Linked DNA regions of Homo sapiens: region 2 is linked to region 1. Evidence: chromatin loops called from intact Hi-C (ENCODE). Cell type or tissue: testis. All regions are shown on one strand. Each heading gives the region's core, and the rest is flanking DNA. Links, peaks and the distances in the headings are about the cores only.

The links. Peaks named below come from ENCODE experiments on the same cell type or tissue, not always from the same donor. Only the 100,000 strongest peaks of a DNase experiment are listed, where the experiment ranks them.
Region 2: a loop joins it to region 1, with 7 times the contacts of the local background. A loop is called at or near these places in 1 of 110 quality-filtered maps.

The regions. Positions count from the first base shown.
Region 1 is chr6:91,296,504-91,301,889 of GRCh38, forward strand. No RefSeq gene overlaps it. Among named protein-coding and RNA genes, the nearest start is that of MIR4643, 220 kb to the right of the region's middle. RefSeq lists enhancers at 1,636-2,228, 2,229-2,820, 2,821-3,413, 3,414-4,004. In testis, for the core only: no CTCF peak of the experiment used is centred there; a DNase peak (open chromatin) is centred at 3,158; H3K27ac peaks cover 1,748 bases.
Region 2 is chr6:91,144,798-91,150,183 of GRCh38, forward strand. No RefSeq gene overlaps it. Among named protein-coding and RNA genes, the nearest start is that of MIR4643, 370 kb to the right of the region's middle. In testis, for the core only: no CTCF peak of the experiment used is centred there; no DNase peak of the experiment used is centred there.

The DNA.
Region 1 (5,386 bases), core at 210-5,209:
CTTTATCCAGTCTATCATTGATGGACATATGGGTTGGTTCCAAGTCTTTGTTATTGTGAATAGTGCTGCAATAAACATATGCGTGCATGTGTCTTTATAGTAGAATGATTTATAATTCTTTGTGTATATGCCCAGTAATGGGATTGCTGGGTCAAATGGTATTTCTAGTTCTAGAGCCTTGAGGAATCGCCACACTGTCTTCCACAGTGTGGAAGATCAGTTTGGTTGAACTAATTTATACTCCTACCAACAGTGTAAAAGTGTTTCTATTTCTCCACATCCTCCCCAGCATCTGTCGTTTCCTGACTTTTTATCGATCTCAATTCTAACTGGAGTGAGATAATATCTCACAATGGTTTTGATTTGCATTTCTCTAATGATCAGTGATGATGAGTTTTTTTTCATATGTTTGTTGTATATGTTTGTTGGCCACATAAATGTCTTCTTTTGAGAAGTGTCTGTTCATATTTTTTGCCCACTTTTTGATGGGGTTGTTCACTTTTTTTCTTGTAAATTTGTTTAAGTTCCATGTAGATTCTGGGTATTAGCCCTTTGTGAGATAGATTACAAAAATTTTCTCACATTCTGTAGGTTGCCTGTTCACTCTGATGATAGTTTCTTTTGCTGTTCAGAAGCTCTTTAGTTTAATTAGATCCCATTTGTCAATTATGGCTTTTGTTGCAATTGTTTTTGGTGTTTTAGTCATGAAGTCTTTGCCCACACCTATGTTCTGAATGGTATTGCCTAGGCTTTCTTCTAGGGTTTTTATGGTTTTAGGTTCTATGTTTAAGTCTTTAATCCATCTTGAGTTAATTTTTTTATAAGGTGTAAGGAAGGGGTACAGTTTCAGTTTTCTGCATATGGCTAGTCAGTTTTCCCAGCACCGTTTATTAAATAGGGAATCCTTTCCCCATTGCTTGTTTTGTTGAAGATCAGATGGTTGTAGATGTGTGGTGTTATTTCTGAGGCCTCTGTTCTGTTCCATTGGTCTATATATCTGTCTTGGTACCAACACCATGCTGTTTTGGTTACTGTAACCTTGTAGTATAGTTTGAAGTCAGGTAGCATGATGCCTCCAGGTTTGTTCTTTTTACTTAGGATTGTCTTGGCTATATGGGCTCTTTTTTTTGGTTCCATATGAAATTTTAAGTAGTTTTTTCTAGTTCTGAGAAGAAAGTCATTGGTAGCTTAATGGGAATAGCATTGAATCTATAAATTACTTTGGACAATATGGCCATTTTCATGATATTGATTCTTTCTACCCATGAGCATGGAATGTTTTTCCGTTTGTTTGTGTTCTCTCTTATTTCCTTGAGCAGTGGTTTGTAGTTCTCCTTGAAGAAGAGGTCCTTCATGTCCCTTGTAAGTTGTATTCCTAGGTATTTTATTTTCTTTGTAGCAATTAAAATTTTCTTTAAACAATTTTCAACTTTACATTTCTCCATTTTTCACAAGAATATTTGAAAACTCTGATTTTATTTTCTTTAGTTTTGTTTGGCTTTAGAGACTTTACTGTAACAAGGTGATGCCAATTTAATGAACTCAAAGTACGTTGCACATATAAACAACAGCAGAACAAACGTTTCATGCTTGACTGGGATTGTAACTGAAAGAGTTTTGTTTGAACAGTGCAGCTTGGTATATCAGATGGGAGGACTCAGGTCTCCTGAATCAAGGAAAACTTGCTCTGTTAGGCATGGCCACCAAAGTCCATATAAATTCTTTTTTCTCCCTTCAAAATTTGATGATGTTGAGGAAATAGAATTAAAAACACAATCTTCTCTCAATCCAGAAATTTTCTCCACGAAGATAGCAGAAACAAAAACCACCCCACTTTTGCTTTTGAATTAGCATTAAACCATGATGTGATGTTAATCACAATCAGCTGAAAGACTGCAAAATCTCACCCCTCTATATGCCAACCAGTTACGACCCATTGCATACATGCTTTCAATATAAACAATAACTAGTCCATGAGTAAAAAGATTTAACAGCACTATTTGTCTTACATAATTCATCCTCAAATCAACCATTACCAGGATGACTGTCTGTGTTAATTGACTTTACCCAGAGAAAAAAACAAACTTCTCCCATATTTGTGGCAGGATGTAATTTTGTGACTTGCAGCAAGGTGCCCACTGAAGTTAGGTTCCTAATCTCTCAGAGAAACTTGGAGATAGGGGTGCTATACCCCTTGATGTTTACATTTCAAAGAGATGGCTCCTGAATCCTTGAGAAAGGCAATCCTGACTCTTAAAGCTGACAAAAGGCCTATCTGGTTTTCAAAAGGATTTACATACATTTCAAAGAGAAGAGAAGGTACTTATAATTACAAGTTTTCAAATGCAAATGCTCAAAGAGAAAGGGAGAGAGGAGCTCTTTCCTCATTTTCAACAGGCCGAATTAAGCACCTTACTTTTAATTTGCGTTTGTCCTTACAACTACCACTCTTAAATGTGAATTCCTAATTAAGAACCATGAAGCTGACTCATTTCATCAGATAAAGGCTTTTGGTTTTCTCTGCTGTTACGTCAATAAGTTTAAAATATCCAAATTTTCACCCTTATTTTCCCTGCGACCAAGGGTCTACATTTACAGGACAGCTGGGTGGGTTTATCAACAGTCATCAGTTTGTAGTGATAAGCCTGGTACCCAAGGGAACAATAAAATGTGTAAACTTGCCTCCTAATTATATCATATCACCAGCTGAGGCACAGAAACTTGTATTACAGATGTTCAATTAGTTCTTGACTTCCAGTCACTGATTTTGGACTCTAACCTGGACTAAGAAATTTTCATTTTAAGAATGTATGTTCAGTCCTGAGATAGTTACAGGTGTTTGCTGGGAGATTTTGTTCAGAAAGGGGCACTCACAGGGTCGCATTTGATTTGAAGGGTGCTCATCAGGACACACCTGAGGCCATCTGGACCCTCAGTCGTGGTTATGCTCTAAGTGTTTGCCTTCTAGAGAAACAGTTACTTGTACAAGTGTTATTTTCAGAACATTCCTTTGACTTTCTGCATAAATAGGCATCACATCACTTTCTCACTCCACTCCAATTTCTATCTTCTTGAAAAATGAGCAACGTGAACTGGTTGGGGCCAGAGGGGAACGCTCCTGATTCAGCAAGTGGCAGTGGGATACTGAGTGGCCTTGTATGACTCAATATGTTTACTCTTAAAGGGTTGGCTCCCAAGGAGTTGCACAGATAGTTCTTGGGCTTCAGTCAAAGAAAAGAATAACACAGCTGCCCTCAGCAAGGGGGAATTCCAGCATAATGGATTGGCAATGGAAACAGTTTAAACCAATATAAATATAATAGCCACCCACTGAGAGGCAATTTACACACACCAGACCAGCCTTGAAGTGCTGTACTTGGCCAGTGTAATCTACTCAGGGTTATTTTATGAGACTTGATATAAGGAAAATGGGTGAAGAGAAAATGAAAAGTAAGGGAAAGTCGACCAGTCCAAATGACATGCTAAAGCCCCAAACTCCTGCTTCAGGGGCATTGCTGCTTTGTATGACACAGAAAGAATGGTATCTGTCTAGCTCCTTAAGAAGTAATATGTTTTTAAGTGCTAATCTGGCCTGATTTCAGTTCTAATTATGCTGGTAACTGGTGAAATGGCTCTGGACGTTTTACTTCCCTACTCTACTTGATAAAAATAAGGGGTTGTGTTAGAAAGCCAGTCCAAAAAAAGTGCCTGGAACTTGGGCTCTGGAACTCTGGGCGCCATTGCGAGCACCTTTCAAGATGGCTGTGTGAACTTGGGCAAGTTTCTTATCCTCTGTAAGCCTTACTTTCCTCATCTGTACAATGGGGACAATAGTACTACTTTCTTAATACCCTTCTTATAAATATTAAAGGAGATATTCATATGAAAGCACTTTCAACACGTCAAGCCCATGATGAGTACTTACTGAAGGTTAATCATCCTTATAATCAGGAACCTTTATAGTCTCTTCCTGCTTCTAATGTCTAAGATTTTTATAATGCTTTGTCATTTCTATATCATCAACTTTTAACGCCTAAGGGAAATTCTCTTTGAGAAATAGTTATATTTTCTGGCTTCATATTTCTAAAAATAAGATTTATTTGTATGCCTTTAATTCTAAACCTTAAGCATTGTTTCAGAAAAGCTTCTCTTTCCCATGATAAATTCCATCAAATTTGCAGAAATGAAGGGATCTCTACCTCTGTTTATGTTTCAGAGGCTTCCTGAGCGGTAGTCATGTTAAGCCTAGCAGTGAGGGCATACGTTTCTAAAAGTTAGATGATGTTCACCAGAGTGGATCTTTGCATGGATCTTGTAAGATAAAGTTCATGGCCAACATGCCTATAACAAGAGACACATTAACAAGAGAAAAGCATAACAAATTTAGTCAAAGTTTTACATGACATGTAAAGCCTTCAGAAATGAAGATCCAGAGACTTAGGGAAAACTACTTTTTTTTTTTTTTTTTTTTTGCTTAGGTTGAATGAAACATGGATAGCCATGTAGAAATGTGATTGGACAAGAGTATGATCCAATGGTAATAGACTGAGTGGGAAGGAAAACCATTCTAAAAGGCCTTTTGCTCAGATTCTTTTTGCCTCTCCACTGTAACATTTCTTCCTCCAGGAAATATGGGAGGATCTCTCTGGAATGGGAGTTTTTATAATCTACTATCAGACAAGCATAGGTCAGTGAATTTCTTTATGGCAAGCTCCTAGATAGACTGGAGAAGGTTAAAGTAATATTTCTAGGTTTTGTTTTCTAGTTACTATTGTAATCACCTGATGAGTCCCTCTTGCTCATTGTCCAGAAAACCCAATTCACCGAAAGCAGCAGGTTTTCGCAACAGAGAAAAAATATAATAGTCCCAGGGCTGGCCAAGTGACCAGGCAGGAGTTTATTACTATACAAAGGAGTCTCCCCGCAAATTTGGACTATGGATATTTTTAAGGATAATCTGGCAGGCAGGGGCTATGTAATAAGGAATGCTGATTGGCTAGGTTGGGGATGAAATCATAGGGGGTTGAAGCTGTCTTCTTTTTGTCTTCATTTATCGGGTAGGATCACAAAACCAGCTGGTCCAGTTTGCTGGTCTAGGTGGCACCAGCTGGGCTATCAGAAGGCAAGTTCTGATAATTATGTTGAACAGCAATCATAGGTTTTACAGGAGTGATGTTATCTATAGGAGCAATTGAGGAGGTTAGGAATCTTGTGGCCTCTGACTACATGACTCCTGAGCCATAAGTCTAACCTCATGGCTAATTTGTTAGTTTTCCAAGGGTGATTTGATCCCTGAGCAAGTAACAGATTAGTTTCAGGAAGAGGCTGTCATTATCTTCGTATGTATGTATGTATGCATGTATGTATTTGAGACAGGTACTTGCTT
Region 2 (5,386 bases), core at 55-5,054, 150 kb before region 1:
TCTATATGTAGAAGCAGGAATGATTCAGATACCTAATGATTATTAAAAATGCTTTGATGCCTCAAATGAAATAACTACATGCTTTAGAATTAAATATTTAAAATGGATATAATTTCATGATTTTTCATTATTTCATTGTGAAGAAAATGTGTTTCAGGAATTACAAAACTGTCTTAGAGTCAAATATAATAAAGCATAGCATTGTTAATAGGCTTACATAGAAAATTAATAAAAATCCAAATCTAAATTCAGGTTCACTGGGTTTTCATTTTTTAAATCGATTTCTTTTCATGGCTTTTGATATTCTTTCTCCTGTGATTCATCAAAGAGAATAATAAGAGGTATTATTATTGTTGTTTGTGAAGGTAAAACATATTGTGTCATTAGATCAATGTCCTCTCATCAAATTTGGTTATGTCCTGGTTCAGAAGTGCTTATGTAACTTAAGCAAATATAAAATATATTTGATTCTTAGTTTCCTCATCTGTAGAGTTTTTGTGATTTATTAATAAAATAGGGCTTTTATGTTATATAATATCTACATCAGAAGACATTTTGTAAGAATTAGATTAAGATAAGTATAAAATGCTTCTCAAACTCTAATGAGTTATACAATGTATGGCCTTATTTTTGAAGGCAGCATGTGGCCCAAGTAGAGAGGGCATTAATATTAGGCTTACAAGTGTTGACTTTATTTGTTGTGTAATGGGAAAGACCTGAAAGATTTTAGAAAAGGCAGTACAAATGCCAAAGTAGAACTTGGGGAAGATTTAACCTTGCAGCAGTTTGTGTGACAGACCAAGAAACAAATAGAATGATGGTTGTGGTATAGGATAGTTAGAAGACTAGTACAATATTCAGGTGAGAGATAAAGAAGGATCTGAACCAGGTAATTAACTGGGTCTCTTTCTCTCACCCAGGCTGGAACGCAGTGGTGCAATCATTGCTCTCTGCAACATGAAACTCCCGGGCTCAAGCAATCCTTTCACCTTAGCCTCCTGAGTAGCTGGGACTACAGGGACTTGCCACCAAGCCCTGCTAAATTTTTTTTGTATGTTTTTATAGAGATGGGGTCTTGTTATGTTGTTAGGCTGGTCTTGAATTCCTGGGCTGAAGTGATCCTCCTGCCTCAGCCTCCCAAAGTACTTGAATTACAGATGTGAGCCACTGTACCCAGCCAAGTATAATTAAAAAAAAAAAAAAAAATCAGGCCGGGCGCGGTGGCTCACACCTGTAATCCCAGTACTTTGGAAGGCCGAGGCGGGCGGATCACGAGGCCAGGAGATGGAGACCATCCTGGTTAACACAGTGAAACCCCGTCTCTACTAAAAATACAAAAAATTAGCCGGGCGAGGTGGCGGGCGCCTGTAGTCCCAGCTACAAGGGAGGCTGAGGCAGGAGAATGGCGTGAACCCCAGGGGGCAGAGCCTGCAGTGAGCCGAGATCGCGCCACTGCACTCCAGCCTGGGTGACAGCGAGACTCCGTCTCAAAAAAAAAAAAAAAAAAAAAAAAAAAAAAAAAAAAAAAAATCAGGTAGGTGCAAAAGACATAGCAATAGAATCTTTGGGATTTTAAGTTTAAGAATCTTTGAAATTTACACTTTAAGAATGAAGATGAGGCATTAAGAACGAATGAAATATGGCTTAGAAGTTTAAATCTCAGGCATATATGACAAAATTAGAAAATTTAGGAGAGGAAATTGGTGCTTATAAAAGATGATAAATTAGCTTTAGCATATGTTGACTTTGAGGAGTTGGGAGGGCACCCCACTTAATGACAAGAAACATTAAATGAAATCAGAGAGTAGCCTCCTGAGTAGCTGGGACTAAAGGGACTTGCCACCAAGCCCTCCTAAAATTTTTTTGTATGTTTTTGTAGAAATGGGGTCTTGTTATGTTGTTAGGCTGGTCTCGATTCCTGGGCTGAAGTGATCCTCCTGCCTCAGCCTCCCAAAGTGCTTGGATTACAGATGTGAGCCACTGTACCCAGCGAAGTTAATTAAAAAAAAAAAAATCAGACAGGTGCAAAAGATATAGCAATAGAATCTTTGGGATTTTAAGTTTAAGAATCTTTAAAATTTACAATTTAAGAATGAAGATGATGCATTAAGTAAAGACAATGAAATATGGCTTAGAAGTTTAAATCTCAGGCATACATGACAAAATTAGAAAATTTAGGAGAGGAAACTGGTGCTTATAAAAGATGATAAATTAGCCTTAGAGTATGTTGACTTTGAGGAGTTGGGAGGGCACTCCACTGGTTGAGAGGGCACCCCATTTAATGACAAGAAACATTAAATGAAATCAGAGAAGTGGAAGATCAAGTGATTAGAGGATGAAGAATCATTTGCAAGGGAGTAATAGTAGTAGTCCTGAGAATGACGGTCTTAGATGAGAAAGATACTACAGAGACAGAGGGATAGGTATTATTGTATTAAGAGGTTGTGAGAAAGTGGGGCTCTTGAAAGGGGCTAGAAGGAAGGGTCAGATAAATTAAAGAATAAAAATATTAGTATTATGGATGCCAAAGAATGAAAGATTTGATATTTTCATGGAGATAGGCTGTTCAATTTTTTAAAATATTTTATTGGAGGCCAAGAAGGAAGGGAGGGTGACTATTAGAAATGCCAGTTTTGAGGAGATGATCAGTGAGGAGTGGGAGGTTGGAGATTGTATCTGTTTTCTTCACTATGTCACCATCACCTACTAGGGGCCTCACATACATGAACTATATAGTAAATATTTTTATGAATGAATTCATGGTGAAAACCAGATTGCTAAAGTTCAATAAATGAGTTGGTGACAGGTAATTAAAATTAGAGAATGTAGGCTGCTTTTCTAAGATATTTGCAGTGGTACAAAAATTATATCATGGACATATGTTACTACTACTAATAGCTAAGATTTATTTGTAGCTTTTTATTATTTCATTAGATCTCAGCAATCCTATGAGGGAGGTACTATTATTATCTCTATTTTAAAATTGACAAAACTCAAGCATAGAGAGATTAATAAATTTGCTGAAAGTCCTATAGCTGGTCACGGAAGAAGCTAGGATATATCTGCTCATATCATCCATCTACTTAAAATTCTTCATTAGATTCCACATTGAATCCTAGTGTCTACCACAATGTCTGTCACACTGAGGTGTTTGTTACCTTCCTGCTCATGAAGAGACTGAGACATAGAAATCAAGCCACATGGTCAAGACCTGACAGAGTTAATTTTAGTGGTGGAGATAGAGGTTGACTCAGGCGCGTTGAGTCCAGAGCCCCTGTTTGTAACCACTGTACCACACTGCCTCCAATTACTTTATGCCTGACATGTATGGCTATGTATGAGATTGAGTTTTGATAGAGTATTAAAAAACAGAATTAGAAATAGTAAATTAGGAGAAAAGTAAGTGATTAAAGCAGCAAAGAATGTGATGACAAATATTAAGTCTGGTAGGAGTGGCAGAGTGGGAGAAGTGTAGATAATTCAAATTCTTGGAGAAACAGGGGTTCTGAGTGATGTTGAGATCGGAGACGTGTGCACTAGTGGATGGGTGATGATGGGTAGAACTGCAGGTTATGAATGTTGAACATTTTAACACTTATGACACGAGGGTGTTAAAAAGACTGAATGAGATGAGCTTTTGGAAACAAATTTAGACAAAGAATTCTTTTTTCCAGGCGCAGTGTCTCAGAATTATTGATAGGATCACATGTTACATACTAATGCTATTCACATGATGGGGATGATCGTCTGGGAGTTTATCTGTGGCAGGTGCTAAATCCCATGTTGGTGTCTTCCAGTTCTACAGCTGTGAGTCCAGAGAAGTTCTTCTAGATGTAAGTTCATAGGATTTGCTTAAAAAAAGATCTACAGAACCTAGTCCCACACCTTATAGGTAGGAATCATTCAGTAAATATGTGCATAATGGAAATTGTGCTTGGTAAGGGGACTCCTCTTTCTTCTGAGAAAATGTTACAGCAGGTACCCTCCATTCTTTAATACTTTCTTAAAAGATGTTGATTAATAACTTTCCCAAAGGAAGTCATTTGAGGGACATGTATTCAGTTCATATCTAAGGGATTTTGTTTGGAATTTTAGTGATCAAGGTTGAGATCTCATGGGTAACAGAAGACACTATGTATTCTGGTATTCTATTTAAATAGGACTCCCCTTGAACTTATTGCCACAGTGCACCACTACCTCAAAGCCTGAAATACAGAAACTTGAAATTCTTCCCACTGCTCTGGTGTCTTTCAATGCTTACTTGATGAAACAACCAGTTAATGTATAAGTACAGCTACTGGACTGTGGATTTCAGAAAGAAATGTTCCAAGAATTAGTAGTAGTTATAACTGAAAAGACATAGCCTGACTCTAAGGAGAGAACTGCATTTGAGATTCATTAATCTTACAGGCTGGATTTTTTTCCCCTTCACCCACATGGACACACACACATATGCACACAGGTACACATATACCCTTTCCTCAATGAATCTTTTATCTAAAAACTTGATGTTTTTTCTAAGGCAGACTGCACATCAGGATACATGTAGGACCTCGTGTGATATAAAACATAATTCTTCTTCAACAGGAGACATTTCTTTAGACTCTGATTCATTACTCATTCAGGAAGTTGGGAAAGAGGCAATGAAAGGCAAAAATGAGCCACATTTTAACATAACAGATAGTCAACTTCCATAGACTTTTGTGTCCTCCTTCAGAGATTTTTTCCCCTCTTCGAAACTTTTGCAGATAAAGTTTTTAACTATGCTGTATTAGCCTCAGTGATAACCCAGTGAGGGTCAGTCTATAACTGCCTCTTGGATTGCAAGAGAACAGAAGTTAGAGTCGAACTAATAGCATGCAGGGAGTTCAGTGCTTTTGCTGCTTTGAAGCCTGTCTGTCAATTTTTCTTAAAATACACACGTACATACACTGCCTTCGGTCCTTTCACTGACTGATTAATGTGGCTCTGTTCCTCCAGGCTAACACATACCGCACTCTCCTTGTTTCTAGCAGCCAAGCCCCTCTGGTGTTGCCCAAATTATACCTGGTTCTCTTCTACGAATTATTGTGATGATTAAGAACGTTTGATGATATACCATTTTTTGGATTCCAGACCTCCTGTCAGATAATAGAGTCAGAAGAGTGGGGCTGCTACAGTTATTCCATATCAATACTCTGAGTTCAAATAAAGTGTCAGGATGACTAAGTACAAGGGATTTGTGGAATGCTTTAATGTTGCCTCATTTCAAATCACTTCATAAGCAGCCTGGAAATGAGCTCAATAAATTCTGTTGGAGGAAAAAAAAAAAAAAAGAGCCCTGTATTCACTACAGAAAAAGTAGGTTGCTATTTTATAATTAGGCCTCTGGGCTGGTGGGAAGGAG